2 separate regions of the Homo sapiens genome follow, and region 2 is linked to region 1. A link is a loop called in an ENCODE intact Hi-C map of the cell type or tissue named here. Cell type or tissue: PC-9. All regions are shown on one strand. Links, peaks and the distances in the headings refer to the core of each region. The heading gives the core; the rest is flanking DNA. Region 1 holds the start of TBPL2 (TATA-box binding protein like 2). Region 2 overlaps KTN1 (kinectin 1).

Evidence for each region. Peaks named below come from ENCODE experiments on the same cell type or tissue, not always from the same donor. Only the 100,000 strongest peaks of a DNase experiment are listed, where the experiment ranks them.
Region 2: a loop joins it to region 1, with 4 times the contacts of the local background. A loop is called at or near these places in 5 of 110 quality-filtered maps.

Annotation. Positions count from the first base shown.
Region 1 is chr14:55,438,233-55,453,851 of GRCh38, forward strand. It overlaps TBPL2 (TATA-box binding protein like 2), which reads right to left and starts at 2,384. Exons shown (of 7, transcript NM_199047.3): 1 at 2,164-2,384. The coding sequence starts at 2,217. It also overlaps a transcript of FBXO34 not described here. RefSeq lists enhancers at 8,024-8,113, 9,188-9,688, 9,453-10,652. In PC-9, for the core only: CTCF peaks have their summits at 8,123 (motif pointing right) and 8,323; a DNase peak (open chromatin) is centred at 10,059; H3K27ac peaks cover 2,760 bases.
Region 2 is chr14:55,595,438-55,611,056 of GRCh38, forward strand. All of the region lies in intron 1 of KTN1 (kinectin 1), which reads left to right. Among named protein-coding and RNA genes, the nearest start is that of KTN1, 23 kb to the left of the region's middle. In PC-9, for the core only: no CTCF peak of the experiment used is centred there; DNase peaks (open chromatin) are centred at 10,584 and 14,424; H3K4me3 peaks cover 450 bases; H3K27ac peaks cover 2,767 bases.

The sequences.
Region 1 (15,619 bases), core at 4,115-12,114:
TGACTGGAGCCTATTGGAGTGTTCTGTTACTACAAGTCCAGCAGGTGGCAGGGGTGACTAATTGTTTAAAGAAAGCACTTAGAATTAAAAACAAAATCAAGCTATTCTCTTGAAATAAGATTTTTGACCTCTATTTCATTATGAATACATGATACGCTCCCATCTTTCCCCACCCTCAACCCACAGAGTGGCCTAAGAAAAGTGAGATGGGGACAATGGGCCCCAATTCCACTGCAGGGTTTCCTTGGTCTCACCTGTCCCAGATGTAAAGGGTCTCCTCCCGCAATTTACGCTAAAGCACCAAAGCTGCAACAGTCAGTGTCTCCCTTCCCCTTCCCCTTCCCCATCATGGCATTTTATCAGGGAACAAAGCTACACGTACACAAGAATGTAAGGCAATGGCGAGGATTTGAAGGAGGATGTTTTATGGTAATGGAAACTTGACCGGCTCCCTGCAGGGTCTGCCTGTAGTGACTCTCCTCAGAACATGTCTGTGTAGCACGTTCACTGCATCCTTGGCTTCAGAATCTTTAGTCATTTTTGTTAAACTGTATCCACTTACCTTTCTCAGAACCTTTCCTGTCTGGGCTCTTCTTTGCTGTGTTAAATGCTAGGGAAAGTCACCATTTCTACCTCAGTGCTGATCATTGTCTTTATAAAAAAATTCTCCCACCAAAAAAAAAAAAAAAAAAGTAAGTTGCTCTCTTGCCTTTTTTTTTTTTTGAGACGGAGTCTCACTCTGTCGCCCAGGCTGGAGTGCAGTGGCACCATCTCGGCTCACTGCAACCTCTTCCTCCTGGATGCAAGCAATTCTCCTGCCTCAGCCTCCCGAGTAGCTGGGACTACAGGCTCCTGCCACCACGCCCAGCTAATTTTTGTATTTTTTAGCAGAGGCGAAGTTTCGCCATGTTGGCCAGGCTGGTCTTGAACTCCTGACCTCAAATGAGCCACGTGCCTCGGCCTCCCAAAGTGCTGGGATTACAGGCGTGAGCCACCTCACCCTGCCCAATGCTAAGGATTTTTAAGTCTTAAGAGTAATTAACTTTAAAAAAAAAAAAAAAAGCCACAGGTGTTTCTAGTTGACATTTGGCAAACCCTGCAACCACCAGCTCCACCAGAGACTTGACTTCTAGAGGGAGGCCTAGTACTGGCATCCATGCTGCAGGGGACAGGGGCTCTCTGTTTCCCCTGTCAAAGCAGAAACCCGTGGGAACCTGAAGTCACTACAGCTAGCACAATGCACTCTCTGTGCATGTCCTTTAGAACCAGGCGGGGGGCCAGGAGTGGTGGCTCACGCCTGAAATCCCAGCACTTCGGGAGGCCAAGGTGGGTGGGATGACTTGAGGTCAAGAGTTCAACACCAGCCTGGGGAGAAAAGCAAACCCCCCCCCGTCTCTACTAAAAAATACAAAAATTAGCCGGGCATGGTGGCTCACGCCTGTAATCCCAGCACTTTGGGAGGCCAAGGCGGGTGGATCACGAGGTCAGGAGATCGAGACCATCCTGGCTAACACGGTGAAACACTGTCTCTACTAAAAATACAAAAAAATTAGCCGGGCGTAGTGGCGGGCTCCTGTAGTCCCAGCTACTCGGGAGGCTGAGGTAGGAGAATGGCGTGAACCTGGGAGGCAGAGCTTGCAGTGAGCCGAGATCGCGCCACTGCACTCCAGCCTGGGTGACAGAGCGAGACTCTGTCTCAAAAAAAAAAAAAAAAAAAAATTAGCCAGGTGTGGTGCGTGTGCCTGAAATCCCAGCTACACGGGAGGCTGAGGCACGAGAATCGCTTGAACCCAGGAGGCGGAGGTTGCAGTGAGCTGAGATCGCGCCACTGCACTCCAGCCTGGGCGAGACTCCATCTCAGAGAAAAATCAATCAATCAATCAATCAATCAATCAAAAACCAGAACAACCTGGGAAGGGCCATGTAATCTGGTAACTGAGTGAACGGTTCTGGATTCGTGCTAGATGAAGTTCGAGCTCTGTTTGGCAACCTTGGTCAAATTATTTCACTTTTCGAAGCTTCTAACCTTCAACTTAATGACTTGGGAAACCAAGCCCGCCTCTTATGGTCGCTATGAGTTTTAAGAGGAACGAAGGCAAAGCCCTTGGCACAGGACCGGGCGGGACTTGGGTCCTGACTCTGGGACAGTGGCGGCAGCCTCACCTGAGCGGCGCACTGGTCCAGGTAGAGCTCCAGGTAGGTCTCCTCCTGCTCCATGGACCGTAATCCCACTGTTGGGGGTGGGGGCGGGTAAGAGGGTAAGCGCGGAGCGAGCAGCCTCGGAACCCGCTCCGGCCAGGGCGCAGAGGCCATTTATGAGCCTGGGGGCAGCGAGGCGGGGCGGCCCTCGGCCCAGGTTCCTGCAGAGGGCGCGAGAGAAGCGTTGGGCGATGGGCTTGGAGCGGGATGCGGAACCCAGCTACCGGCCCATGGGCGCTGGGAAGCGGAGATGGGCTAGGGGTGGGCCGGAGAGGGGCGTCTCGCCTGGGGGCAGTCACCCCACTCTGCCCGCAGCTGGGAAGGGCCTGGGCCTGCAGATTTGATTTCCTTCGATACTCGCAATGTGGTCTTTGCTCCCAGGAGAGAAATTCTCGGTGCAAGTGCATGGAAAGTGAGAAAAAAAAAGGGATTTTTTGTTGTTGTTGTTGAGATGGAATCCCACTCTTTCGCCCAGTGCCATCTTGGCTCACTGCAACCTCCGCCTCCCGGGTTCAAGCTATTCTCCTGCCTCAGCCTCCCAAGTAGCTGTGATTACAGGTACGCACCACCATGACCTGCTAATTTTTGTATTTTTAGTAGAGACTGGTTTCACCTTGTTGGTCAGGCTGGTCTGAAACTCCTGACCTCAGGTGATCCACCCGCCTCGGCCTCCCAAAGTGCTGGGATTACAGGCGTGAGCCACTGCACCCAGCCGTTTTTCTAAGAAACTTAAATACTAGGTTTCCACCCTGTCGCCAAGGCTGGAGTGCGGTGACAGGCGACCATAGCTCACTGCAGCCTCGACCTCCTGGACTCAAGCTCCTGCCTCAGCCTCCCTAGCAGTTGGAATTACAGGCGGGTGCCACCACGCCTGGCTAATTTTATTTTTATAATTTTTATTTTTAGTAGTGACAAGGTCTCGGTATGTTACCTAGGCTGGTCCTGGACTCTTGGTCTCAAGCCATCCTCCTGCCTCAGACTCCCAAAATGCTGGGATTACAGGCATGAGCCACTGCATTCCGCCAGGGATGTTTTTTTTCTCTTGAGCAGAGTGAGTGGAATGAGTCACCTTACCTAGTCAGGTGTAGTATTTTTACATTATCATTACTTCTCACCATCAAATCCCACGTGGTTTTTCTCCAGTCACTGAGCGTTCCGTCTAAAGCCACATACAAAACAGTGTGTTGCTGCACAGTTAGGGTTGAGGAAATCTCACGAAAATAACGCAAAACATTCAGAGAGGGTTTCTCTTTCCTGAAATCATTATTTTAATTTTCAGTGCCTGCATAAGAGCTTAACTGTGTAGAACAACTTTATAAACATAATTGATACCTTTTTTCTTTTCTTTTCTTTTTTTGAGACAGAGTCTGCTCTGTCACCCAGGCTGGAGTGCAGATCTTGGCTCACTGCAACCTCCGCCTCCCAGGTTCCAGCAATTCTTGTGCCTCAGTCTCCCGAGTAGCTGGGATTACAGGTGCCTGCCACCATGCCCAGCTAATTTTTGTATTTTTAGTAGAGACGAGTTTTCACCTTGTTGGCCAGGCTGGTCTCAATCTCCTGGCCTCAGGTGATCCACCTGCCTTGGCCTCCCAAAGTGCTGGAATGACAGGCACGAGCCACCGTGTCTGGCCTATAATTGACACTTTTTATGTAAGATACGTAAAAATGTACAGATTCCCGGGTGTGGTGGGTCATGTCTGTAATCCCAGAACTTTGGGAGGCTGAGGCAGGTGGATCACCTGAGGTCAGGAGTTCAAGACCAGCCTGGCCAACATGGTGAAACCCCATCTATACCTAAAATACAAAAATTAGCTGGGCATGGTAGTGTGCGCCTGTAATCCCAGCTACTCAGGAGGCCGAGGCAGGAGAATTTCTTGAACCTGGGAGGCCGAGGTTGCAATGAGCCCAGATCATGTCACTGCACTCCACCCTGGGCAACAGAATGAGACTCTGTCTCAAAAAAAAAAAAAAAATGTACAGAGGCAGACATAAAATACATCTTTTTTACTAGATTTTGCTCTCTGAGAGCAAGAATTTTGATAACTAATTTTAATGTCTCTGTACCAAGCTTATCTGCTCAGTAAAACTGGATGGATGAAGGAAACTGACCTTAGAACGTAGCATAGGAAGCACATTATAGTAGAGACAGCTCATTCTAAGAATCAAATCACAACAAGTCTTACAGAATTTCTAATTAAGAATAAAGGAAACATTTTGATGAGATTGGAATTTCATATAATTGCTTACGATGGTATTTAATTTAAAGGTTTGTGTTGAGATAACCTACACATTTTTTTAGCACAGTACCTGCCTAGTAGCTCAAATATTAGCTCTTAATTTTGTTATTAGACTGTTATAGACTGAATTGTTTCCCCCCAAAATTTATATGTTGAAGCCCTGATTTGATCTGACTGTTGTCCTCACAAGAAGATGAAATCTGGACACACAGAGACACCAGGGATGTTCACACAGAGAAGGCCAGGTGAGGATGCAGTGAGAAGGCAGCCATCTGCGAATGAAAGAGAGCGGCCTCAAGAGAAACCAGCCCTGCTGACACCTTGATCTTGGACTTCCAGCCTCCAGAACTGTAAGAAAATAAATTTCTGTTGTTTAAGCCACCACAGACTGTAGTATTTTGTTGTGGCAGCCCTACCAGTCTTACACATAGACTTATAAAGTCTCTCATCATATGTGGTAGGCAGAACGGTGAGATGCCCCCTAAATTCCTATCCCTAGTATATACACACCTTCTCCCAGTTATTCAAATACCAATCTAAGTGCTGCTATGCCGCACTTTACAGATGTAATTAAGGTCCCAAATCATTTGACTTTGAGAAAGAGTATCCAGGCTTTTCTTCGGTAAGCCTAACCTAATCAGGTGAGCCTTTAGAAGGAACTGGCTCTTCTTTGGGAGAGAGAGTCAAAATCTGAGAAGGATTTGCCATGAGGGAGATTTTTCATTGCTGGCTTTGAAGATAAATGGGGCCAAATATTGGAAAGAATGTGGGCAGAGCATGGTGGCTCACTCCTGTAATCCCAGCACTTTGGGAGGCCAAGGCAGTAGGATTGCTTGAGTCCAGGAGTTTGAGACCAGCATGGGCAACATAGTGAGACCTCATCTCTACAAAAAATTTTTAAAAAATTAGCCAGATGTGGTGGCATGCACCTGTAGTCCTAGCTACCTGGGAGGCTGAGGCAGGAGGATCACTTGAGCCCAGGAGGTTAAGGTTGCAGTGAAACATGATTGCGCCACTGTACTCTAGCCTGGGCAACAGAGTGAGACTTTGTCTCAAAAAATAATAATAATATTTAAAGTAATAATTAAAAAAATAAAAATCATATTGGAAGGAATGTGGGTACCTCAAGGAGCTTAGAGTGGCCCACATTTGACAGCCAGCAAGGAAATGGGGACCTCAGTCCTATGACTGCCATCAATCATGAATTGGCTTGAAAGTGGATTCTTCCCAGAGCTTCCAGAAAGGAGTTTAGCATGGCCAATACGTTGGTTTTAGCTTTGTAAAGATCCTGAACAAAGAAGCTGGCTATGCTATACTCAGATGTCTTAGAACTGCGAGCTTGTAAGTTGGCGTTTAATTGCTAAATTTGTGGTAATTTGTTACTTTACAAGAGAAAACAAATACATCAAAATTATAATAAGTAGAGACACAAATTTGCAGTGATGTGCCATGCAAATAATAGAGGAATAAAATGGTAATAAGCTCATTTGGGTAAAAGGTGTACCAACGTTCCTTATTTTTATTCCTGTAACTTTTTGTAAGTTTGAGATTGTTTCCAGGTAAAATGTTTCAAAATATAATATTAGTGATTGTTTTGTGAGTGTTTTAGTTGTTTGAGATTTATACAAGATCTTGTTTTTTTTTAAATTATTTTTTGAGATAGGGTCTTGCACTGTCACTCAGGCGGGGAGTGCAGTGGTGCGATCTCAGCTCACTGCAGTCTCTGCCTCCCGGGTCCAAGCAATTTTCCCGTCTTAGCCTCTGGAGTAGCTGGGATTACAGGCTCGTGCTACCTCGCCCAGCTAACTTTTGCACTTTTTTTTTTAAGTATAGATGGGGTTTCACCATGTTGGCCAGGCTGGTCTCAAACTCCTGACCTCAGGTGATCTGTCTGCCTCGGCCTCCCAAAGTGTTGAGATTACAGGTGTGAGCCACTGCGCCCAGCCCAAAATCTTAAGCTATTCTTTTCTGGGAATCAAAGATTGCTATGGTTTGATTGACTAACAGTTAATTGCTAGCATTTATTCAGCTCTTACTATGTACCACACGCTATTCTAAGTGTTTCACATATATGAACTCATTTAAATGTCTCGAAGACCTGGTGAGATAAATACTCTTTTTGTCCCCACGTTACAGTTGAGGATACTGAGGCACAGAGAGGTTGAGTAACTCGTCCCAGAGTGTCTGACTATGGAGTCATTTGCTATGTATTGTCCCTTACCAAAGGCTTACATAGACCATTTCAAATTAGTTTGTTTTCTTTTGAACTGTGGTGGTTATCTGTTTTGATTCTGACTTTTTTTTTTTTTTGGCTTCAGAATTTATAATATTTTATACTTTGGCAAAAAAAGAAGAAAACCGAAAAACTACTATATCCAATTCATTCTTTTCTTTCTCAATTTACTGTTGTAAAGATTAAATGCCTTAAATAGAAGCATATGTTAACTTTTTTTTTTTTTTTGATATAAGGTCTCACTCTGTTGCTCATGCTGGAGTGCAGTGGCACAATCACAGTTCACTGCAGCTTTGACATCCCAGGCTCAGGTGATCCTCCCCGCTCAGCCTCCCAAGTAGTTGGGCCTCTAGGCTTGCGCCACCACACCCAGCTAATTTTTTGTATTTTTTTGTAGAGATGGGGTTTTGCCTTGTTGCTCAGGCTGGTCTTGAATTTCTGGGCTCAAGCAATCCACCTGCCTTGGCCTCCCAAAGTGCTGGGATTATAGACGTGAGTCACTGTGCTGTGGCCATACGTAAACTTTTACTAAGCACTTTGCAAGTATGAAGTATTGTTATTAGAATCTTTAAAAGAATAATGTTAAGACAGGAGTGCATATTCATGGTCATGAAGAGTCTTGAACAGAGGTCAATTCTATGGAAAATATGGCTTTTACTCGTATTTTAAGAGGACCTGTCCCTCCTCACAGAAAAAAAAAAAAAAATATATATATATATATATATATATATATATATATATATACACACACATATATACATATAATATATATTTGAGACACTCCAGGCTGGAGTGCAGTGGTGTGGTCATGGCTCACTGCAGCCTCAACCTCCCAGGCTCAAGTAATCCTCCCACCTCAGCCTCCTAAGTATTAGTTATGACTGCAGGTGTGTACCACACACCTGTCTACAGGTGAAAACTCCCATCTCTACACAAAATTTTAAAAAATTAGCTGGAAATTAAAACAAAAATTTTTGTAGAGCTGAGGGTCTTGCTATGTTGCCCTGGCTAGTCTTGAACTTCTGGGCTCAAGCAATCCCCCCCCAACCTTGGCCTCCCAAAGTGCTGGGATTATAGGCGTGAGCCACAATGCCTGGCCTCTTCATAGACAATTTAAAAATGAACCTACATTCTACATTAAATATAATTTATATGTAACAATTTAAGAGTTGAATTGCTTATGATTAGTTGATATTTTATAGACATTTAATCAAATTCACTAATTTCAGTTTTGGAATAGAAAAAAATGTTTGGAGTCAACAGACTTTCTTAGCTCTCAAACAATTTTACTGTCCCTTGAAAAGCTCCTAAGCCCTGGGCACTGAACCTCAACCTCTCAAATGCAGTCACGTCACCACTGGGGCCTGGGATTCTCTGGCAAGAATAATGAAGATGGAAATTCAGTGTTGGAGGGATGTTGAGAAACATTGTTCACTAGGGGGCGCACTTTCATCTCCATGAGGGGAATACCTTCTGGTTTGGGGAGAAAACAAACAGCTTTGAGGGGAGAGAGGAAAAAAAAAAGGGGGGGGAGCATGCATTCCCTAAATGTTAAAGAAAAAAAGGGTAGCTACTTCTCCATGGCAGAAGACCAGAGGGTACTTCCAAAAATAAATAAGATTAGTTACTGTATCAGTCAATGTGAATATATGTGCTATTTTATACAAGGAGGTCCTATTTATAGGAGCTAAACGGAAAGTGCTTGTAGAGTAATCCACATTCACACTATCTTGATGGTTGTTAAATGTGAGGGGCAATTTCGCTGCCCAGGAAAAAACGGAAAAGAATTTGCATAAATGAGATTAGGTTTCTAGAAGCCATGTTGGGAGAGAACTTTTTTTTAATGGTGGCAATATTTGCTAAATGCAGCCTTCTCTTTCTTTTAGAAGCCATGGACATTGGGTGTGATTGATCTCTACATGGAGCTGTCAGTTTCCAGACAGTGATTTTATACACAAGAATAGGGAGGTGGATTTGAGCACTGCACAGAGGCCTTTTCTAGATCAAAATTCAATGAATTCTTGTCCTTTCAGTAATCGTTTGAAATAAAAACCCACAGTAATTCTTCCTCCCCCTTTTTGGTGGAGGTGGAGCATGAACTTCAGCATCTGGGAAGGAGCCTGTGTAATGGCTTAGTCAGGAGCTGCTGAAGCACAACACAGATAACCTTGATCTCCATAGTCTTTGCTCACCAACCCCAGTCCACTGAAAATCTTGAATCATAATGGTGCAGCTTTCCTTCTCAGGCAGTGCTATACACTGGCCATAAAGAAGACTTGCTGTGTTTAAAGTTTCTCAGGAAAATGGCTTAATTTCACGTAATATTAAAGACAAGAATTAAAATTTCACAAGTTTCTTTTTCTCCCTTGACTGATCCCTATTATTTTCTTTCTGTGTGAACATATTCCATCACAGCGTTTCTACAATAAATAATGCATTCTTTTAGAAAGCATATTATAACTGGGAAGTGTTATTTATAAGCATCGTTTTGGCAGTTGTTTCATGGAAACAGAACCAATCAATCAGCACTGATTCTGGGCAGGAGAGAGTTGCTTTACCATTTTCCACGCTGAGCACATCAGGGATGTCTGATCCCAGACAGTAGCTACCTGTCTCCTGCCACGCACAGCAAAACAGGGAGATTAGGTTTTACCGTATTTGCTTGGGAAAATATGGATGAAGATTTCAGCTTCTGTCTGCTCTGAACTCCACTTTTTTTTTTTTTTTTTTGAGACAGGGCCTCACTCTGTCGCCCAGGCTGGAGTGGAGTGGCACGATCTTGGCTCACTGCAACCTTTGCCTGCTGGGTTCAAGCAATTCTCCTGCCTCAGCCTCCTGAGTAGCTGGGATTATAGGTGCACACCACCACACCCAGCTAATTTGTTTGTATTTTTAGTAGAGACGGGGTTTCACCACTTTGGTCAGGCTGGTCTCGAACGCCTGAACTCAGGTGATCCGCCTGCCTCGGCCTCCCAAAGTGCCATGCCTGGCCTGAACTCCACTTTGTGTGCACCTGACTAGGAATGGATTTTTGTATGTGTTTGTACTTGTACTAACAATGAAAATCTTCTATATACATCTACTAGGTACCCATAAAAATTAAAAATCTTCTAGAAGACTTCGGTCTGAACCACGTATCTAGAGCACTGGCCTTCTAGAAGGCAGCTTTATAAAATAGCTCATGGGATTATGTAGGGGAAGATTATGGTGTGTGTAGAGAATTACCAGAGCCACCACTAAAGGCTTCCACAGCTCCTGTGAGGTCCTGGAGAAGCAGCAACCTTTGGGAGGAGGCCGGAGGCAGAAGTGAGTCAGCACACCTACCCAGTTCCTGAGAAGAGGCTCCCTAGGGCCACTGAGTCACTCTTCCCTTAAGCCTGGGAGTCAGCCCCTCCCCTATCCCCTTTTTTTCACTTCTATTTCAGAACCACATCAGTGCTAAGAGGTACAGTGTACAGTGGGAATAATAAAATATAATTACCATGATGACAAATCAGCAAATGATGCTGTTTATGAAAGGAATTCTTTGGATATGCTGTACTTGGAAACACCAGACTGGCAACTCTCCAAGTTGTCCTGCTTGTAAATCAAAGGGAAAACTGTTGGCAGGGAGTTTTGACCAAGACTTTTCACTTCGGGGAAGACCTGAGTACTTTCCTGCTGGTTGAATGTTGCATAGAGGAGTCACTCTTCACGACATTTCCAAACATGTCCCTGTATTGACTATCTCAAGATGACTTAGCTGTCATTCCCTCCTTCTCCCTGATATGTTCGCTCGTCCATGATTCTGTGCGAGATACTTTTTAGAATCCATGAAGGCTGCAAAGATGACTATCTTTAAGGAACTTACAATATAGTAGGGACAATATATGATAATAAAGATAAGGATAATAATAGCACATATGGATGATTTGCTATGTCTGGCTAGTGTTCTAAGTCCGTTAAAACTTCTTTTTATCAAAATAATGCTATAGGCTGGGCACAGTGGCTCACGCCTGTAATCCCAGAACATTGAGAGGCCGAGGTGGGCCGATCACCTGAGGTCAGGAGTTCAAGACCAGCTTGGCCAACATAGTGAAACCCTGTGTCTACTAAAAATACAAAAATTAGCCTGGCATGGTAGTACATGCCTGTAATCCCAGCTACTTGGGAGGCTGAGGCAGGAGAATTGCCTGTACTCAGGAGGTGGAGGTTGCAGTGAGCTGAGATCACACCACTGCACTCCCAGCCTGGGCAACAGAGAGAGAGACCCCATCTCAAAAAACAAAAACAAAAAAAACCAAAACCCAAAATAATGCTAAAAATAAATGTAATAATCATCTCTGTTTCAAAGATGAGGAATTGAGGCCTACAGAAGTTAGGCAACTCACTCAAAGATAAGCTGTTCATACAAACACAATATCACAAAGTCAAATTCAGTTGAGTTTCTTGGCAGTTCATAGGAGGGAGAAATTCCTTCCTGGGGCTAGACATCAAGGCATATTTCATAAAGGAGGCAGCAAGAGACCAAGGTCTTAAAGGGTATACGGGTTAAATTGTGGCCTCCCGAAAGACATATCCACTCGGAACCTGTGGTTGTGACCTTAGAAAAGGGACTTTGTAGATGTAATTAAGGCTCTCAAGATAAGACCACCCAGGATTTAGGATGGGCCCTAAATCCAATGACAGGTGTCCTTATATGACAAAGGCAGAGGGAGATTTGAGACACTGAGACACAGAGAGAAGAAGGCCACACATGTGAAGACAGGCAGAGATTGGCAGCCCCAAGCCAAGGAATGACAAGGGCTGCCAGCAGCCAGCAGCAGCTAAGAGAGAGGTATGGAGCGGATTGCCCCTCAGAGCTGCCAGATGGAACTAGCCCTGCTGACATCTGGATCTTGGACTTGTAAGAATACATTTCTGTTGTTTTAAGCCACCCGGGATGTGGTAATTTGTTACAGCAGCCCTAGGTAACTAACACAAAGAATACGTGAGAATGGCTGTGAAACAACAGCTCAAGCAAAGACACTGAGGTGGAAAAATACAAAGGCTTAGGTTTGTTGGCTTTGGTTTGTCTGAAGCATAAGGATCCTGAAATGGAATGTGTTGTTTAAGATGTGGATCATATTATGGAGGGTTTTGAATGTCAGGTTAGGAAATGTAGATTTTATTTGATGATCAGTGAAGAACTTGTTGAGTTGTGTATTCAGAAAATGAAGGTGTCCCTGAGCTAACAGGAGGTAATATGGGCCTGAACTAGGGCAGGGACAGTGGAATGAAGTGTTAAAAGAAAAACTTCAGCTGAATTGAATTTCAAGGAGTTTAATTGAGCAATGAACGATTCGTGAATTGGGCAGCCCCCAGAATCAGCAGATTCAGAGAGACTCCAGGGATGTCTGGTGGTCAGAACAAATTTATAGACACAAAAAAGGGAAGTGACATGCAGAAATCTGAAGTGAGGTACAGAAACAGTTGGATTGGTTACAGGTTGGCATTTGCCTTCTTTGAACACAGTTTGAACACTCAGCAGTCTATGAGTGGTTGAAGCATGGCTGCTGGGATTGGCCAAGACTCAGCTATTGTTACAGGCACATACTACTAAATTAGGTTCTCAATCTTGTCTGCCTATTAAGCTAGGTTACAGTTCGTCCACAGGGACTGAAATATAGAAGTATGGGGTCCTTCTTGGGCCATATTTAGTTTGCTTTAACAGAAGGGACAGAGAGGAAGTGTGTTGCAGGACTCAAAGAGACTTGGCAATCAATAGATTCTTGATCTAACTTGCTAAGTAGGTTGGTTCATGTTTTACCTGCTGTTGTTTACACGTGTTTGTCTTCTGGGCTGCATAACACCCACACTCTAAATGAGCTACCCCAAGTCATTTGGCTGCCTGTCAACTAGGATTATTAGCTTTTTCTGGCTCCCTGGTAATTAATCTGTGTTCTAGGTTGAGGACTTTCCCTTCTCTGTCTCTATTCCGCTTATGTGAGCTAAACCTTTGGAAATTGTTTCAATACCCCATGTCGCCTTCCTTTGGTACCTGAGCTGGGGGCAGGAGGCAGGGTTTCAGGGCAACTATGCTGGCCTCACTCCAGCATCCTATTATAGATCCTGTCTCAAAACACTTTATGCTGAATATGGTATAGAGGAGGCCTTGATCAAGCTGTGACATCTCAGACAGATGTGAACCTTAGAGCCATGTAAAGAAGTTGGACATTACCAATGCCCTGGAGACCTTGAATGTGGTCTGAGGCTTCAAGCCTTATTAGCATCATATTCTGTTTTTTAGTTTCCCCAAATCACACTGACCCTTTTGATCTGGCTTTCTAATATTAGACTAGTGGGAAGAAAAGAAGAGGAACCAGTGTTTACCCAGGGCTTACTCAATGGCCAGATGTGGTGTAAGGTGCTTTGTATACATTACTTCATTTAATCTTTACATCAGAAGTATGAGGCAGGTGCTATTATCCTCATTTTACAGATGAGGAAATTGAAGGGCAAAGCAATTAAGTCACTGCACAAGGTCACACCGGGAATAGAGCTGCCAAGATACAACCTTGGGATTTTCTCAGATATCACACCACCTCTTACCCAGGATATATTTTTTTTCAGTGTTACTAAGGTGGCAGAATTCAGTTTTTGGCATATGTGCAGGATTTGGCTGGTGCATGCTGGGTTTTGACTTTGTGCCATGATTTTGTACGATCATTTCCCCTGTGGTCCCTCCTATAGCACATGCCCTGACCTAGCACTTCCTGGACATCAGCTTTGAGAATGTTTGAGAACTTTCCAGGCTGATGAACTTGTGCTGTTTTCTGAAGGAACAAGAGCATGTTTTAGCCTCACGTGGAAGTTTTCTGGTTGCATGCCTAGGTTTGGTTGAATTGGAAAGAGTGAATAAAATGGATCCTCGTATATAGCCTTGATCTCTGCATTGGTCTTGGAAAAGAAATGACTTTGGTACAGTAACTGTGGGTAGCACTGCCTGTAAAACCTGTGATGTTAGGGCCTCTGTTCACACCCTCTAATCTCTAAACCCAGGCCAATATCCTTAGGAACCAAGCCAACTGTCCTTGGTCCATGCTGTTTTTGTCCCATCTTCCACCTGCTCAACCCCAGAGTGCATTTCTCCTTCTTTCTGCAATCCTGAGTCTAAACGTTGTTCATACCTCCGCTCCAGATCATTTCCTCCATTAAGCCTCTCCCAGCCAGCTTTCCTTTTCTGAATTCCTGCAGCCAGTTTGCTCATATGATGCTCTTGCCAGCTCCCTGATTCTGGGTCTGTGTATTATCTCTTTAACTGACTGTAGCCTCTTAGAGTGAGGAGTGCAGTCTTCCTTCTGACCCCATGGTGCCTGGCATAGTGCTGGGCATGCAGTGGGGGCATCAATTATTGATTGAGATCTACCTTTCAGATTCCTGCTCTCAGAAAATGGAGTAGAATGGAAGGGCTGTCTGTCTCTAAATGATAACAGCACATAAACTCCTGGATGGAAATATACCAACATTCACAGGGGATATTTCTGGGTACCGAGCTTATTGGTGGGTTTCATTTCTTCTTTGAACTTTTGGTATTGTCCAAATTTTCTACAATGAACATTTATATTTTACTTCTTACAAAAAGAGTATTTTATAAAAGTGCATATTACTTTTAAGAGAAAGGACAGTGCCTTTTTTCCATCCCCATTTCTATCTCCTTGATGCCCATGGAGATATGATTTTTCGATTTAACCATGTGCTTCAAGATCAGGAATCTAGATTTCTCTTTAGCCCTGCTATTGACTTTTTAATTTTTAATTTTTTAATTTTTTGTAGAGATAGAGTCTCATTTTGCTGCCCAGGTTGGTTTCAAACTCTGGGCTCAATGATCTCCCACCTCAGCCTCCTAAAGTGCTGAGATTACTGACTTTCTGAGCGCCTCTTAAAACTCTCATTGCTTTGGTGTCTCCATCTGTAAACCTGACCAAGTGATAAAGGAATTCTTATATCTGCCCTTTTCCAGAACTGTAAGGCATTTGATGAGGAAATGTTGCAAAATCACTTTAAAATAATCTGATAAATGTTTACAGACCCAAGTTATTTGGCTGTGCATGCCCCAGATTTCTATGCACCCCATTCTCTGTGCAACTCAGTTTTCTAAAGCACTTTTTGTTGGAAACTCAGCTCTTTGTTTAGAATATTTTAGCCTCAAGAGTACTGTCTTAAAGAATATTGGAAGACATATGGGATTTCTGCTGAAAAGTACCATACTAGGACTGTATACTGGGAGGCAGAATAGTGCTGTGGCTAAAAGTATAGGCTTTGGACTCAGTGTCCCTTGTCCTGAGAATGTTTGAGAACTTTCTGGGCTGATGAACTTGTGCTGTTTTCTGAAGGAGCAAGAGCATATTTTAGCCTCACGTGGCAGTTTTCTGGTTGTATCCCTAGGTTTGCTTGTATTGGAAGGAGCGAATAAAATGGGGCCAGGTGCGGCGGCTCATGCCTGTAATCCCAGCACTTTGGGAAGCTGAGGTGGGAGGATCACCTGAGGTCAGGAATTCGAGACTAGCCTGGCCAAGATGGTGAAACTCTATCTCTACTAAAAATGCAAAATTAACTGGGTGTGGTGGTGGGCACCCATAATCCCAGCTACTCAGGAGGCCGAGGCTGGAGAATCACTTGAACCCAGGAGGTGGAGGCTGCAGTGAGCCGAGATTGCACCACTGCATTCCAGCCTGGATGACGGAGGGGGACTCTGTCTCAAGAAAAGAAAAAAAAGCGTCCTCTTATATAGCCTTGATCTTTACATTGGTCTTGGGGAAAAAAAAAGACTTCGATACAGTAACTGTAAGTGGTACTGGCTGCAAAACCTGTGATGTTAGGACCTGCTAACGGAAGTTAACTTTGGCCATGATGTTTAATCTCACTCAGCCTCAGTCTTCCCATCTGCAAAATAAGGACATTAAAAGCAATTGCCTAAAGAGACAATGTC
Region 2 (15,619 bases), core at 7,072-15,071, 160 kb after region 1:
TCTGCTATTCTAACCAGGTAACTCAGAGTAACACAGGATAATACAAATCTTACGTTCTGAAACCTTTAATTGGTTTGCCCTTTGTTCTCATCCTCATATTCAACACATTTGTAAACTGGCAAGATTATCTTTAATTGATTAAAATGTTAGTAAGGTCAGGCTTAGTTTTTTGGTACATTGTTAAGATACTTTCTAAACCATTAATTGTCAACTTTGGGATATTATTGTTTAACCTTTTAAATATTCTTCAATTTATGCCAGTATTCAGCCATGTTCAGGATTTATCAATCTTGTCTCCAAGGATAGCTTGTTTACTTTATTGACTGTTCTGACAAAATCAGACATTCCATAATGTGTATTGGGTTTTCCTGATTTAGTAACCCTTTTATTTAAAAAGGTATCGGAGTGATTTTTTTTAATAGTGACTGGTTTGGCGGCTGGGCGCGGTGGCTCACGCCTGTAATCCCAATACTTTGGGAGGCCGAGGTGGGCGGATCATGAGGTCAGGAGATCAAGACCATCCTGGCTAACATGGTGAAACCCCGTCTCTACCAAAAATACAAAAAAATTAGCTGGGTGTGGTGGCAGGCGCCTGTAGTCCCAGCTACTCAGGAGGCTGAAGCAGGAGAATGGTGTGAACCTGGGAGGCGGAGCTTACAGTGAGCTGAGATCGTGCCACTGCACTCCAGCATGGGCGACAGAGCAAGACTCAATAGCAAAAAAAAAAAAAAAAAAAGTAAAAATAAAATAAATAAATGGTTTATAGTGGATGGCTTTTGATGTGCCTATATTTTTTAGTAACATTGTCTGGATTTACCTAAAATAAATTCATCAATTTTAATTTGACTACTTTCTATTTTTAGTACATGATATTTAATAGCTTTTACTTTTTTCCCCCTAACTCTTAGGCATTTTCTAATAGTGAGGAAAGCAGAAGCCTTTCATGGAACTTGAAATGTAGGATCATGGCAGCTGTGTCTGTTGAAGGCAACATCTGTCTTTGCATGGCTGTTGAGGTGATTGTGTTGTAAACATGGATTCTAAGGATGACCATAGGATAGGAGCCTCTACTTGTGGCTATATTTTAGGTTCTGATAACTGATCATCTTTCATCCTCTTACCTCATATTTCTGTTGTCTGGAAGGCAGTCTTTGCAATCACAAATTTTGAAGGTTCATGGTGTGCTGTGTTTTAATTATGTTAATTACATAATTGACATACTTAAACCAACTTTCAGTTGGTGAAATCACAAGGACTACTTTTTCTTGGCGTTAGCTCCCTAAGGTTCTTAGTAAGATCGGGTCTCTCACTAATTTTTTGCTTAGGTTTCCTATTATTGCGAGTGATGTCAAAAGAATAGAACCTTTTTTTTTTTTTGACAAAGTTTTTTTTGCCACTGTAGACTTAAACTTTGTTAATATATCAAAGCTACACTTATTTCCAATTCAAGGTAATTATATCTGTACTTTTTGATGTTTTTTCTGTCATAGACTCTTTTTGCAGCTTCAAGAATAGAACGTTATGGTGAAGTCCATATCATGATAAAACATCCTTGATTTTGTGTTTCAGAGTACCAGTGAACACAAATAGGATTAGTATATACTGTATATATGAAGGATTATTTTGAAAAAAAAAATCCAAAGGGAAGAACTCACAAGGACCACCTATATAAAGTTATTTATGTTCAGAGAAGTAAATATTTGACAACATTGTGCGTTGGACTCTGTGTTGGGCTCCCAGATAGATGGGAGAACATGTATTTGAAAAGGGGAGTTACTCATTTGGCTTACACTTTTTGAGTAGTATAAGCTAAACTTTGTGTAATAAGTGAGTAAAAGTCTTCAGGGAATGTTTTCTTAAGCCATAGTTCTTAAGGTACAATTTCAGAGAATGATAAACACATAAGATTGTGAATGTATTAAAGCAAATGCCTCTTAATTTCAGTGAATCAGAATGAACATTTCTTAAGTTTATCGGATTCTTCATTTGTACTTGTTTTTAGATTGTGTGTAAGATTTTGCTGTTTATTCACAATTTTGCTGTTTGCGTAGATGTCGAATCTCTTTGCTGTTTCTTAAATAGCAATGATAGGAATTTCCCTGTGGAATATGAACATTAAAATTGAAATGTAGAAGGGCTGGCATGGTGGTTCATACCTGTAATCCCAGCACTTTGGGAGGCCGAGGCGGGCAGATCACTTGAGGTCAGGAGTTTGAGAACAGCCTGGCCGACATGGTGAAACCCCATCTCTACTAAAAATACAAAAATTAACAAGGCATGGTGGCGGGCACCTGTAATCTCAGCTACTTGGGAGGCTGAGGCCAGAGAATCATTTGAGCCCGGGAGGGGGAGGATGCAGTGAGCTGAGATCGTGCCACTGCATTCCAGTCTAGGCGACAGTCAGACCCTATCTCAAAAAAAAAAAGTAGAAATGTAGGTTGTAGGAATGTAGAAATTAAAATGTAGACTACAGAATAGATTGTAAGGTTTAGAAAAAAAAATTCAGGCTTTCACCATTTAATTGGTGTACTTAACTATCTGTGAAAATTTGTCCTAATTTCATATGGCTTTGTATACGGAAGCTTGGAGTAATTGAGGGGCCAGAGAGGGAAAACTCTTTGCTAGCACTCTTCTTTGTGCATTCCTGAAAAGTTTATTAGAGAAAAGCAAAGGTCAGCTGTAATCCCTAGTGAAATAATAAGAATATTGCTTTCTCGGCAGGGCGCGGTGGCTCACGCCTGTAATCCCAGCACTTTGGGAGGCCGAAGCGGGCGGATCACGAGGTCAGGAGATTGAGACCATCCTGGCTAACATGGTGAAACCCCGTCTCTACTAAATATACAAAAAATTAGCCGGGCGTGTTGGCGGGCGCCTGTAGTCCCAGCTACTCTGGAGGCAGAGGCAGGAGAATGGCGGGAGCCCAGGAGGCGGAGCTTGCAGTGAGCCGAGAACCCGCCACTGCACTCCAGCCTCGGCGACAGAGCGAGACTCCATCTCAAAAAAAAAAAAAAAAAGAATATTGGTTCCTCAATCAGTCATACTCTGGTTGGAAAGAGGTACTGTTCATTAAAAAAAAAAATTACATTCTGGATTAGTAAATTTCATATAAAGTCTGAATTAATTTTTACTAATTATTTACTAATGTTGATCAGTTTTGTTTGTTGCAGAGCTGACAGACTTATTGCTTCTAAAAACTAATATTCCAGTGTTCAGCAGGGTCTAGAATTCTGTGGCAATTAATGGTCATTGTTTCTATGGAGATTTTATTACATTATTCTTTGGCTTCTATTGCTAAGTACTATGTAAGTCTAAATTTTTCGGTACTCTTTTCTGTATTGGTTTCAAGACTTGTTTGAGTTACACAACGTTACAACAAATGTTTAAATATCTTTTATTCTGTTCAAATTTTGTTGCCTTTCCTGAATTGGAAGATCCATAGCTTTCAACAGTTTTTGAAAATTCTCAGCCACTGTGTTTCTTTGTTCTTTCCTCTCCTTGAATTCCCATTGGATTTATTGGACATTCTCATGTATCCTTTATGTCTGTTAATTTTTCTTTCATATTTTCCCTTATGTATAATTTTTTGTGGTACATTGTCAGTTTTTTAATCGTCTGTCTTGTTTGATAATTCAACTTTATATAGTTATCAGGCCATTTAGCTTTTAATTGCTGGGTGTTTGTATGTCTGTGTACATATGTATGTACACATAATTTATAAAATTCAAGTTCTAATTTTTCTGTTTTTTTATGAGTGTTTTCTGTGTTTCTGATTTCTTTTATAACTCTCATGGCTGAAATTTTTGTTTTAATAGTCTTTCACATTCTGTTATCAGTTTTTTGGGATCTACTCCCTGTTTGTATGTGCTACTCTTGTTTATTTTGACTGGAAGTTCACCTCTGGCAGGAGTATATCTGCAAATACTATACTGTACGGACTAGATTGGACAGAGGTAGTTTTTTTCCAGAGAGATTTTTCCTTCCCAAGAGTTTTTCCTGAGTCCCAGGGCTTTTGTGGCCATTGAGCCATTTTTTTTTTCTTTTTTTTGAGACAGAGTCTCGTTCTGTTGCCCAGGGCGGAGTGCAGTGGCGCAATCTTGGCTCACTGCCAACCTCTGCCGCACAGAAGCACAGATTCAAAGCGATTCTCCTGCCTCAGCCTCCGGAGTAGCTGGGATTAACAGGCTCCCGCCACCACGCTCGGCTAATTTTTTGTAGTTTTAGTAGAGACGGGGTTTCGCCATGTTGGCCAGGTGGTTCTCGGAACTCCTGACCTCAGGTGATCCGTGAGCCATTTTTATGTCAATATTTGTGGTAGGAAGGGGGCAGTAGGGGGAATTGGCAGAAACTGTAGATGAGAATTTAAGGTTGTACAATCTTAATGGAGACTTCTGGCCTTTGGAAAAGCAAACAAGCTTTCTCTTGTGTCTTTTTCTCTTTTGTGTCAATACTACTTATTAAATCTATTTTTTTAACTTAGTGATTTGAAATGGCACTGTGATAATATACCAAACTTTTTGTGTGTATATGGGCTATTTTGCCTTTAATTGGGTGTTCTTGGACAAGAATTAAAAATTCTTATTTACATAAGCAAAACTTTTTCAGTAGTCATTTTTGATAGTATTTGATGTTCTAATTTACATTTCATGTTCAGTTTGTGAGATGTTTTAGGTATTATGTCTCTTCTGGGGATAAGCAAGAATATCCCCAGAAGAGACATAATACCTAAAACATCTGATCATTTTAGTACTTCCATTGTTGAGTGACCTAAGGTGATACACCTAAGAGTTATTTTATTAATATTTTATTAATTAACCCATTATGTTCAACTTTAATACCCTAGCTAAACTTTTCCAAAGGATGATAAATTTTTGTGAATGATAAATTTTGAAGTAAGTTTTTCTATTTGCTGCTAAATTTAATTTCATTAAGTTTAAGCATCAGTTATTAAGACTACCCTGTGGTAGTGGGATTGGACAGATTTGTTATGGTTAGGGTAGAGCTAGGACCACTGGGAGAAGTTATAGGATGATGTGATTTTGGATCAAAACTAAAAAGAACTTGTCTTTCCAAAGAATAAAAGGGGTTTATGGGAGGTATTCATCCCTGCTTTTCAAACATAGGCTGGCTGCCTGTTGAGCTGGGTCTAATCTCTGAGTGGCTAGTTGGATTAGATGGCCCTTTCTTACTCAGAAATCTTATGAAAGGAAAAGCAGGTCAAGATGGTAGATTTTAAGGGGAGGAAAGCTTCTGTACATGGTGTAGCTGTTTTACGGTATGAATTTCATGTTGTAGTGTTAATTTTTGAACAGTTTTGATGACATGTTCTTTTGTCTTCAAAAACTGATTTTATGTGATTTGAAAACTGATTTGAAAGACTATTTTAAAAAGTTATTACTTTTTTGGTATTAAAGCTTTCAGTTTGTCTAATTATAAATTAGATTTTTTTTTTTACCGAATAAACTTTTAACCAGATTATTTCCCATGGAAGTGTTTTTAAATGAGCAGTGCCTTTTCCTGAGAAAATGGGCTGGTTTGGGCATGATGAGTAAGCAAAAGTCTAAAAGATACTTTCAGCAGCTATGACCTCTGCAATTCCTTTTCAGTTTCTTGGGAAAGCTGTTCAAATGGATTGATCTATTCTCATATTAAAGGGAAAAAAGTTTGATTAAAAAATAGAAGTCTCATTTGTTGTGACATGATACCTAATGGAGAAATTAAATTTCATTACTCATTTCTGGCATTAGTTGTATTCATTTCACATTGGGTTAGCAGTACTTTAGAATGGATATTGCTGAAGTAAGTGGTGTGTTAATAAGATGTGAGTCATAGAAATAACTGTGTTGCAGTTTAAAAGGAGAAATTGTACCATAGCTTTGAAATTTTAGTGTGGTCTATAAAGTTAATCTTAGAAAAGATACTGTAAATGGGATTCCCATGTTGGGGAATTCCAATGTTTGGATTTCCTGGATTGTTTTGTCTTTTGCTTGCTTTGAATGTTTTTCCTCTTATTTTAAAAGATAATTGTATAATTGCGTTGTGCACTCCGGGGCCATTATACTTTTGGTGTAGTGACTGAGTAGGACAATAGGAATTTAGATGAGTTTTTGCGTTTTGATGGCCGTTTCAGGAAATGGTTAATGCTTTGTCTATTTTTCTCATTGAATTTTTTGTTTTTTCAAAATGATTTGTAGAGTCATTTATTTTTAAAAATTCTTACTGCAAATGGAATATACTTACAAACATTTAAACATATAGAACTATGTAAAATGAGCCTATTTTCTTGTGTTTTGAAGTGCTTTATATTTTTTCTTTTTTTCAGGTAGATTTTCGTTCCGTCACCCAGGCTGGAGTGCAGTGGTGTGACCTTGGCTTGCTGCAACCCTTTGCCTCCTGGGTTCAAGTGATTCTCATTGCCTCAGCCTCCTAAGTAGCTGGGATTACAGGTGCGTGCCACCGCACCCAGCTAAGTTTTGTATTTCGGTAGAGACAGGGTTTTATCATGTTGGCCAGGCTGGTCTTAAACTCCTGCCTCAAGTGATCCACCCGCTGTGGCCTCTGAAGGTGCTGGGAGTACAGGTGTGAGCCACCACGCCCGGCCCTCAAGTGCTTTATATTTTTTCTTATGTTTGAAACTTTATTTGGATGTTTTTAGTTGATTTGAATGATACAGCCTTCTACTGATTAGAAATAACTTAGAGCAAACTAAATTTTTGTATGTATTTAGATTTGTTTTAGATTTTGAGTTCAATTTTATTTTCTTTATCACACTGCAGTATGTTGCTGCCTTGCTATATTAGTTGAAACCATTTACTGTCTCATAGAATTATATGCATGTCTGTGTAAATAGAGAATAAGTGCTCTGGAACTTTAGGAGGAGAACTAGCTGTAGACATGGTACTTGAGCTGGAAGAGTAGAACCATATGGAGGCTCAAGTTAGGATTTTTGCTCTAGTTAGGTTTGTAGATACTATATACTTCCTTTCGCAGTGAGATTATAAATTCATTTAAAGTCGGCAAATTTATTTGTGAACACTGTCAAATACCCTGCATTCAAAAACTTCAGTGGAAGATTAAAGTGAGTGCAACTTACAAAGAATGAAAACTACAGCAATAATTAAAATGTGTTTTATAAGACCTTCAACACTGTCTTTTTTTTTTTTTTGAGAGAGGGTCTCCCTCTGTCGCCCATGTTAGAGTGCAGAGGTGAAATCATGGCTTACTATAGCCTTGAGCTTCTGTGCTCAAGCGATCTTTCTGCCTTATTCTTCCAAGCAGCTGGGACTACAGGTGCATGCCACCACGTCTAGCTAATTTTTTATTGTTTGTAGAGACAGGGTTCTGCTATGTTGCCCAGGATGGTCTTGAACTCTGGGCTCAAGCAGTCCTTTCTCCTTGGCCTCCCAGAGTGCTAGGATTACAGGCATGAGCCACCGTGCCTGGCCACCATCTTTTTTCCACTTATTCTCTGCTTATGACTTTGCTTCTCATTTCGTAAAGAGAATAGTAGCATTAGGAACAGAATTTTCACAAATGTCTATACCGTCTACCTCCTTTCCTGTCCTGGGTCTGTGCTTTTATATTCTTCCTTTATGTTTCTACAGATGAACTGGCTGTGCTACCATCTAAGGCCAGTCACTCTATCTACTTGTCCAAATTCTGTCTTTTCTTGCTATTTGAAAACATTGCCTCTCACTCCTGCATCATTGTTCTTTCCCTTTTTACTGGATCATTTTTTTTTTTGTCAGCATATTATCATGCTGTAATTTCTCCCATCTTTAAAAACCAAACTGTTAACCTCATATTCTCCTCCAAGTTCCATCTTATTTCTCTGCATCCTTTCATAGGAAAGCTGCTTCAAAGAGTTGTCCACACTTGCTAGAGTTCTTCTAACTTTTAAATTCATTTCAATCAGGTTTTGATCACCACTACTCTACTGCTTTGGTCAAAGTCACCAGTAACGTCTGTGTTGCTAAATTCAGAAGTCAATTACTAGTTTTCATTGTATTTTACTTACCAACCCCATTTGACAAAATTGGTCCGTCTCTCCTCCTTAATAGACTTTATTCATCTGGCGTCCGGGACAGCAAACTCCTAGTTTTCTTTATAGCTCTCCTCAGTCTCCCTTGAGAGTTCTTCATTTTCCTGTTGTTGAATTTCAGTGCTTCAGTCTTGAGACCTGGTCTCTATTTATACCCATTTGTTTGGGATTTTATCCAAGTTTATGGCTTTAAATATAGTCCATTTGCTGAATACTTCCAAATTTATATCTCCAGCCTTCACTTGTCATGTGACAACTCTTATTTAGCTGTCTCCTGGACATCTCCACTTACCTAAAACCTAACTCCTTATCTCCAGCCTTAACCATGTCCCTGCCACTTTTCCCCTATCTCAGTAAAGGGCAGCTCCTTTGTTTTTGGCCTAGTCTAAAAGCTTTGGAATTGCCTTTGGCTTTGTTTATTCTCTCGTACCCCACATCCAGTCCATCAACAAATCATCTTGGCTCTACCTTTATAAAGTATCAAAAATTTGACCATCTCACCTGCTACCATCATCTCTAAATTATTTCAGTTGTCACCTAACAGTTCTCCCTGATTTCACTTTCTCCCTACACCCTTCCCTAGTCAGACCCCTCCAGTAGTTTTCCCATATTACTGAGAGTGTTAGCCACAATCCTTTTCCTGTAAGAAACTACATGAATTGTTAACCACATCCCCTCTCCCTTTCAAATTCTCTTTGACCTCATCAGTTTATCCTTTTGTTCATTCTACCCGAACCACGTTGTCCTTACTGCTCTTGCTCATATATAGCAGGTATGTTACTGTCTCATGATCTTTGTGCTTGCTCTTCCCTCATTCACTGTATTTTGCTCTTCACTTAGATATGGATAGCACCATGGCTCTATCTTTAACTTACTTCAGGTCTTTATTGAGATGTCATTTTTTAAAAATGAGATAATCTCTGATCATTCTACTCTAAATTTTAACCATTAGGAGTTTGAGACCAGCCTGGGCAACATGGCAAAACCCTGTCTCTATATTAAATAATTAAAAAAAATTAAATAAAATTTAATGACTGTCCACATCTTCCTGTGCTCCCTATTTCTCTTCCCTCCTTATCACTATTCTTGCTACTTGTTACCCTTTCATATACTGCATACTAATTGTTGGTCTGTCTTACCACTTAGTAGAATGTTAGCTCTGTGAGTGCAGGGTTTGTGGCCCTTTTACTGCTGTTTACTCAGAATGTCCTAGAGCAGTCCTGACATATGGTCAGTGCTAAATAACAAATGAATAATAAAGACTATTGTGGAAGAGAGTTGAAATTACATATTCATAGGTTTGATTTAAGCTGGGTTTTGAAGGATAGGTGGAGATTTCATACAAAGGACATGGCAAAGATTTTTAGATTTGATTGCAGGGATAAGGTGAAGTGCTTTAAATGGAACTTTAGAAGGTGTTTCCTTTGGTTGCCTGATTTAGAATCCATAGTAGCCTCTTACTGCTGATTTTTCCCACTTGGTTGACTGCTGATCTTTTCTAGCTGGTCGTCCCATATTTTCTTCAAAATCTGATCTAGAACTCCCAGATAGGAACCTATTCCTATATTCTTAATCTTGTCAAGGGGTTTCCTCATTTATGGAACCTTCCAGGCATGACATGTTGGAATTGTCTTATTAGTGTCCTCACTCACTTTCAGATAGTTGCGTTTTCTTATTAGTTGTTCCACCCAAGTATTTCTGTGTTGAAATTGATTTATTGTCATTAGATCTACTTAAACTACTGAAAGTCATTTTAATTGGTCTCCTTGCAACTATTTTTAACCTATCCATTTGGTTTTATTTATTTAGTTAGTTATTTGAGACGGAGTATTGCTCTGTCGCCCAGGCTGGAGTGCAGTTGGAGATCTAATTCTTTAGCTCGTTTCTGCTGCCTCTTGTTCATGATGGCTTATCACGTGTTCTGTTATTTTGCGTTGTGGGCTTATATCTGGATAATAATTTTTAAAAACCTTAAGGAGCCTGGCTTGGGGAAGGAGTCCACCAAAGAGGTTATGCATTTGTTTCTGCCACGGGTACTCTGGGCACCACCAGCTGGGGGCCACTTAAATTTTTTGGCTGACATATCCAAGATCATGCAAGTAGTTTGGGCCCTAAAGCCATGTGAGAAGAAACTCATGGATAAAAATTTTTAAGTAAGACTCTGAGTGAAGGCCAAATTGGGACTAAAAGCCAAGACTCTTGCCTTCCATTTTACTGCCTCATTATATTGCTATTCACTAATCTTAAAATAATTTACTTTTGCTCAGGATATATCTGCAATATAACACGCATACTGTATTTGAAGGTTATCAACTACATGATGGCTAATATTTACTTTTAGCAGGAGGAGTTCATTGTATCTAAACCTTTTGCAGAATGGAAATCTAATTAAATGATACTTGGCTACCAATAGTAAACTTTTTATCACTGTAGAGTACTTACCATAAATCATTTTTCTTAAAAAAAGATTAACTTGTCTGTTTAAAAAAAAATAAGATAGTAATGTGGGTTTAAAGAAAGGTAAACATGGTATGAAGAGTGTGGCACGTTTGGAATGCCAAGTATTTAGATTCAGTGTGATCAGATTACAGATAGTTTTTTTTGTTGTTTTTTGTTTTTTTTAACCTATGAACATTATTTTTACAAATAACCTATAATAATAGCTTTCAGCTTAGGCCTCACAGCTACTTCTGTAATATTTTAACTGTATTCAAATAATGAAATAAAGCTCTTATAGGCTACTCTGGAAGCCTGTATATCTTAAAGGTGTATTCATTTAGTTGTCCAGACATTGATTTATACTGGAATTTTTATGAAATTATGCATTCCTGTGTTGAAAATTACCTTTCCCTCAACTTACTGTTTTTGTTTTTTTCAAATGTGTCTGCTTGCTTAGTATGTTTTGTGGTGGAAAAAGATTTTCACTGTGTTCAGATTTCAGTCTTGAATTTTGATTTGTTAAGTTTTTGCTAATGGTTTTTTTGAGCCACCCCAGCTGATAAAATTGTGTCAGTTGAAGGACAGAAATATTGATAAAATTAGTTTTTTTGTGTCATTTGTTTTCATTGTTTTTAATGTGAAGAAAAGGATAGCAGAAGCAAGAGCAACTGAAACACTATAGTAAAAAATATAATTCAAAATTGTTGTATTACTTGAAATTTAATAGTATACTTATCAAACTGCCTCAGTTTTTTCTCATAATGTTAACAATTCTTATGTTTATGTATTTAAGCTTTTAAAAGTTTAGTACTGTGCATTCAGTTTGGTTACTTAAATTATTGTTTCAATGTGCAATTTTAAAAGTTGAACAATTAACCAAACAGTAAAATGTTTGTAATAATCTCCCTTCAAAAAATGTAATGATTCTCATTTTTTAGGTATCATCTATGAGTGTATATAATACTCAACACAAAACTTTTAGTCTTTCTGCTGTGTAATGTATTTTGCTGCATTACAATCTTAATTATTTTAAATGGTTGTGTGATGTGTCTTCACATGTCCCACACTGAAACAGTTTCATTGTTTTATTATATAGACAGTGTGGTGTGTCTTGTATATACATAAATATATTATCCTTTTTGGTTAAGCAGCTCTATTGAAATTCTAATAATTGCCGCCAGATTTTTATATCACTTAAAATTTTAGGTTTCACTTCTTTGTTATATTAATATAAATTGGGTCATTGTGCCTTCTGAGAAGTTTGTAAAATTTAACTCAGTGATGTGTCTCAGGTTTTGTATGAACAAATGTAAGTTATAGGAGAGCGAGTAAATAGAATTTTAAAACTATTTGATTAGTATTTGTAATACGTACTCTGACGAAACACGACTTACATATTATGCGTGTTAACTTATTATAATTTTTTTTTAGTTCTTTTAAGATAGGGCAGGAATGAAAACTCTCAATATAGAGCAGGATTTTAAACCTGGGGCCCGTGCATATTCTTCAGGGAATCCAGAAACCTGGAGATTATATGTAAAACTTAGTGAGTGTGGATACTTTTTTTCTTTGAGAAAGCGGGTCAGTATCTTTATCAGTTTCTTGAAAGATTTATGTCCGAGTGAAAGATAAAAGACAATGGTGTGGAATGTGGTTTTAAAATAGTTTGGACTTGCTTTCCTATTGTTCCATGGATATTTCTCTCCTGGTTCTCTTGACAGAGAAATCCTATTTGCCACCACTGGCTGTTTATTGCATTCAGATTGGAATCTATTATGACTTATGTGTGATGAGGTTAAAGAGGTAACTAATATTAGAAAGGGTAAGCCAGGCTAGGTGGTACATGCCTGTAGTGTAGTTCCAGCCACTTGGGAGGCTGAAGTGGGAAGACCTCTGGAGTTTGATGCTGCAATGCGCTATCATAGGGATTGTGAATAGCCAATGTGGTCCAGCCTGAGCAGTGTATATATAGAGACCCCATTTCTTAAATGTGTAAAAATACTACACATTTTTTGTGAAAACTCGGGTTGTGAGTTAGCAAAAATCACCAGTGTTATTTCTTCCATGTGTGAAAGAACAACATGAGCGTCTACATGTCTCCATGTTTTTCAACTCAACAAACATGTATTGAATTGTATACTGTGGACTTAGAAAATTTTAATGACCTGGTTCTTATTACCCAGAGCTAAATTAACTTTGTCTCAACCTCTTTACTTTTATTTTTCAGTTTTGCCTCCCTGCTTTTAAAACTTTGTCTTTGTTCTTCCCTGAATTTTCCTGTTTCATTCTCAGTTCCTTTTTGTCTCCTCTTTTTTCCTCCTCATGTAATTCTGATGCTCATGGGTAAAATGTGAATTTGAGGTATATTTATTGGTATTGTAGTATTTATTCAATAAACACTCATGTTTTGCCTTTTTAAAATAATATTTTATGAATTTATCATAAACAAAGTTTAAAACTAGAGTATTAAGGCAAATGAGACTGTCCCCATGATTCTGGCACAACTCCTTAGTACTGAACTTGCATACATAAAATGTTTTGATCATATAATTACATATGATTTTGACTTTTTAGCAGCATTGAATTGAATTTAACAAAGTTTTAGTGTTCATGGTTTTAATACCTATACTTTGAGTTGATATTTGCTGATTGAAATCATTCTGATTTTGAATGTTTTATTTCTTAGTTTTTATGTAATATTGCTGTGAACTTTTTTTTTTTTTTTTTGAGACAGAGTCTCGCCCTGTTGCCCAGGCTGGAGTGCAGTGGCGCGATCTCAGCTTACTGTCACTGCAACCTCTGCCTCCTGGGTTCAAGTGATTCTTTTGCATCAGCCTCCTGAGTAGCTGGGATTACAGGCGCGTACCACCACGCCCGGCTGATTTTTGAATTTTTAGTAGAGACGGGGTTTCACCATGTTGATCAGACTGCTCTCGAATTCCTGACCTCAAGTGATCCGCCTGCCTCGGCCTCCCAAAGTGCTGGGATTACAGGCATGAGCCACCATGCCCAGCCTGTGAACATCTTTCTATATGTTTTTTTCTTGCAAATAAATTCCTAGGGATAAAGAATTGGGATTGTTGGGTTAAAGGAATGCAAACATTTTCTTCTTTTTTATTCTTCTAAAAAAAAAAAAACAGGATACATGTGGAGAACGTGCAGGTTTATTACATAGGTATATGTGTGTCATGGTGGTTTGCTGCACCTACTGACCCATCCTGTACGTTCCCTCCTCTCAGCCCCCACCCGCAACAGGCCCTGGTGTGTGTTGTTCCCCTCTCTGTGTCCATATGTTCTCAGTGTTCCACTCCGACTTATGAGTGAGAACATGTGGTGTTTGGTGTTCTGTTCCTGTGGTAGTTTGCTGAGGATGATGGCTTCCACCTTCATCCATGTCCCTGCCGAGGACATGATCTCATTCCTTTTTATGGCTGCAGCAAACATTTTCTTGATTCTTCATCTCTTGGTGTCTAGTTAGGTTCCTCTAAATGCATAGTGAGACTCAGGTGAGCTCAAGTGAAGGTGAATTGAATTGTGTGAAGAGAGACTCCCGTGAAAATCCAGAGACAGAAAGCTTGATTCCTTCACGCCTATATATGGGACCTGGGAAAGGAAACTAGAAAATCATTAAAACATTTGAAGAATCAGTGTTTCAGAATTCTTGTGGTCTCATACCCTCTCTTCTTGAACATTTGCTACTTTTTCTTTCTATACAGGTGAATTTGCTGTGCTTGATCATAATTTCTGCTTTCCTAAAACCTAGGTTTGTACAGGGCTGCAGCTTATTCATTAGGCCTTTTTGACTTTTACCCCTTTTTTCAGCTTCTATTACTGCTGCTAAGTGCCTTAGCGTCTCTTCTTCACCAAAGCAAAAACTCGAAGCATTCCAACTCATTGTTTTGTGTTTTTTCTCCCTCGACTGCCCAGCTTTTGTTGAATAGGCTGTGTATTCTATGGATGCTATGTTTAAAAAAAAATTCTGGGCTCTTTTAAAGCATTCCTGGTTGACGAATCACACTTAATGGAGGCACAGTGAAATGTGTCTAATTTTAAAACCTGGATAGTTCATGTTAATTTGAATTATCAGGGAAACAATTCTGTATGGAGTTTCTTTTAGTATTTTGTTAGCACATGATTCCTTTTCCCCCTTAACTTGTTAAAACCTTGTCTTAGTAAATCTAGGGTATAACTAATACTATTAAAAAATTGCTTATGGAAGTATGAAATGTTACTTCAGTCATATAGATTAATAGCATGCCTGTTGAACAAACGACAGTCATTCCTTGGTATATGCAGGAGATTGGCTTCAGGACCCCTGTGTATACCTAAATCTAAGCATGCTGGAAGTCCTGGAGTACTGTGGAACCTGAGTATACAAAGTTGACCCTCCATATACTTGGGTTTCACGTCCAGCAAATACGTATTTTCAGTAACAATTGGTTAAAAAAAAAATTCATGTGTAAGTGTACCTGTGCAGTTCAAACCCGTGTTGTTACAGTTCTGGCAAAGTCTTATATTCAATAAACTCACATTTATCCAATTTAAAATCAGGTATTTTCTTAGGTGTAAAATAATTCTTAGAATAAGTTACCCGTTTAGGTAGAATTTGGTTTCTTTATCTAATCATGACATATCAAGACTCTCCAAATTGATAATTTAAAAACTTAAAAAATTCTCAGATTTATTTTTACATTAAAAGTGTAGCAATTAACTTTAATTTGCTTTATCCTAAACATGTCCTGATGTTTAATTATATCTGTATTATATACCTTGTCTTTTTCTACAACACATTTGAGATGAATAAGAATACAAGTCACTTTTATGTGGCTTATGCATGTTTGTAAGGAGCATCAATATCTAGAATCTCAACATCAGAATCATTTATACTTTGAGATTTAATTTTAGCAGAAACTACCCTTCACGTAAGTGATATGTATATTCAAGGCAGATGTTGGTAGTCAAATTACATCGCCACCCGCCCCCTTCCCGCCCCGGGCGTACTTACTGAGTCCATCTAAAAGTAGGGCTGATGTTCTGTTGATGAGGCAAAGCCTTTTATTTAGCAATTTCGGTAGGATGTTGATGGCAGCCTCGCTTTTGCTGTATAACTTGTTTTGTGCAGTATGGGGTGCCTTTAAAAAA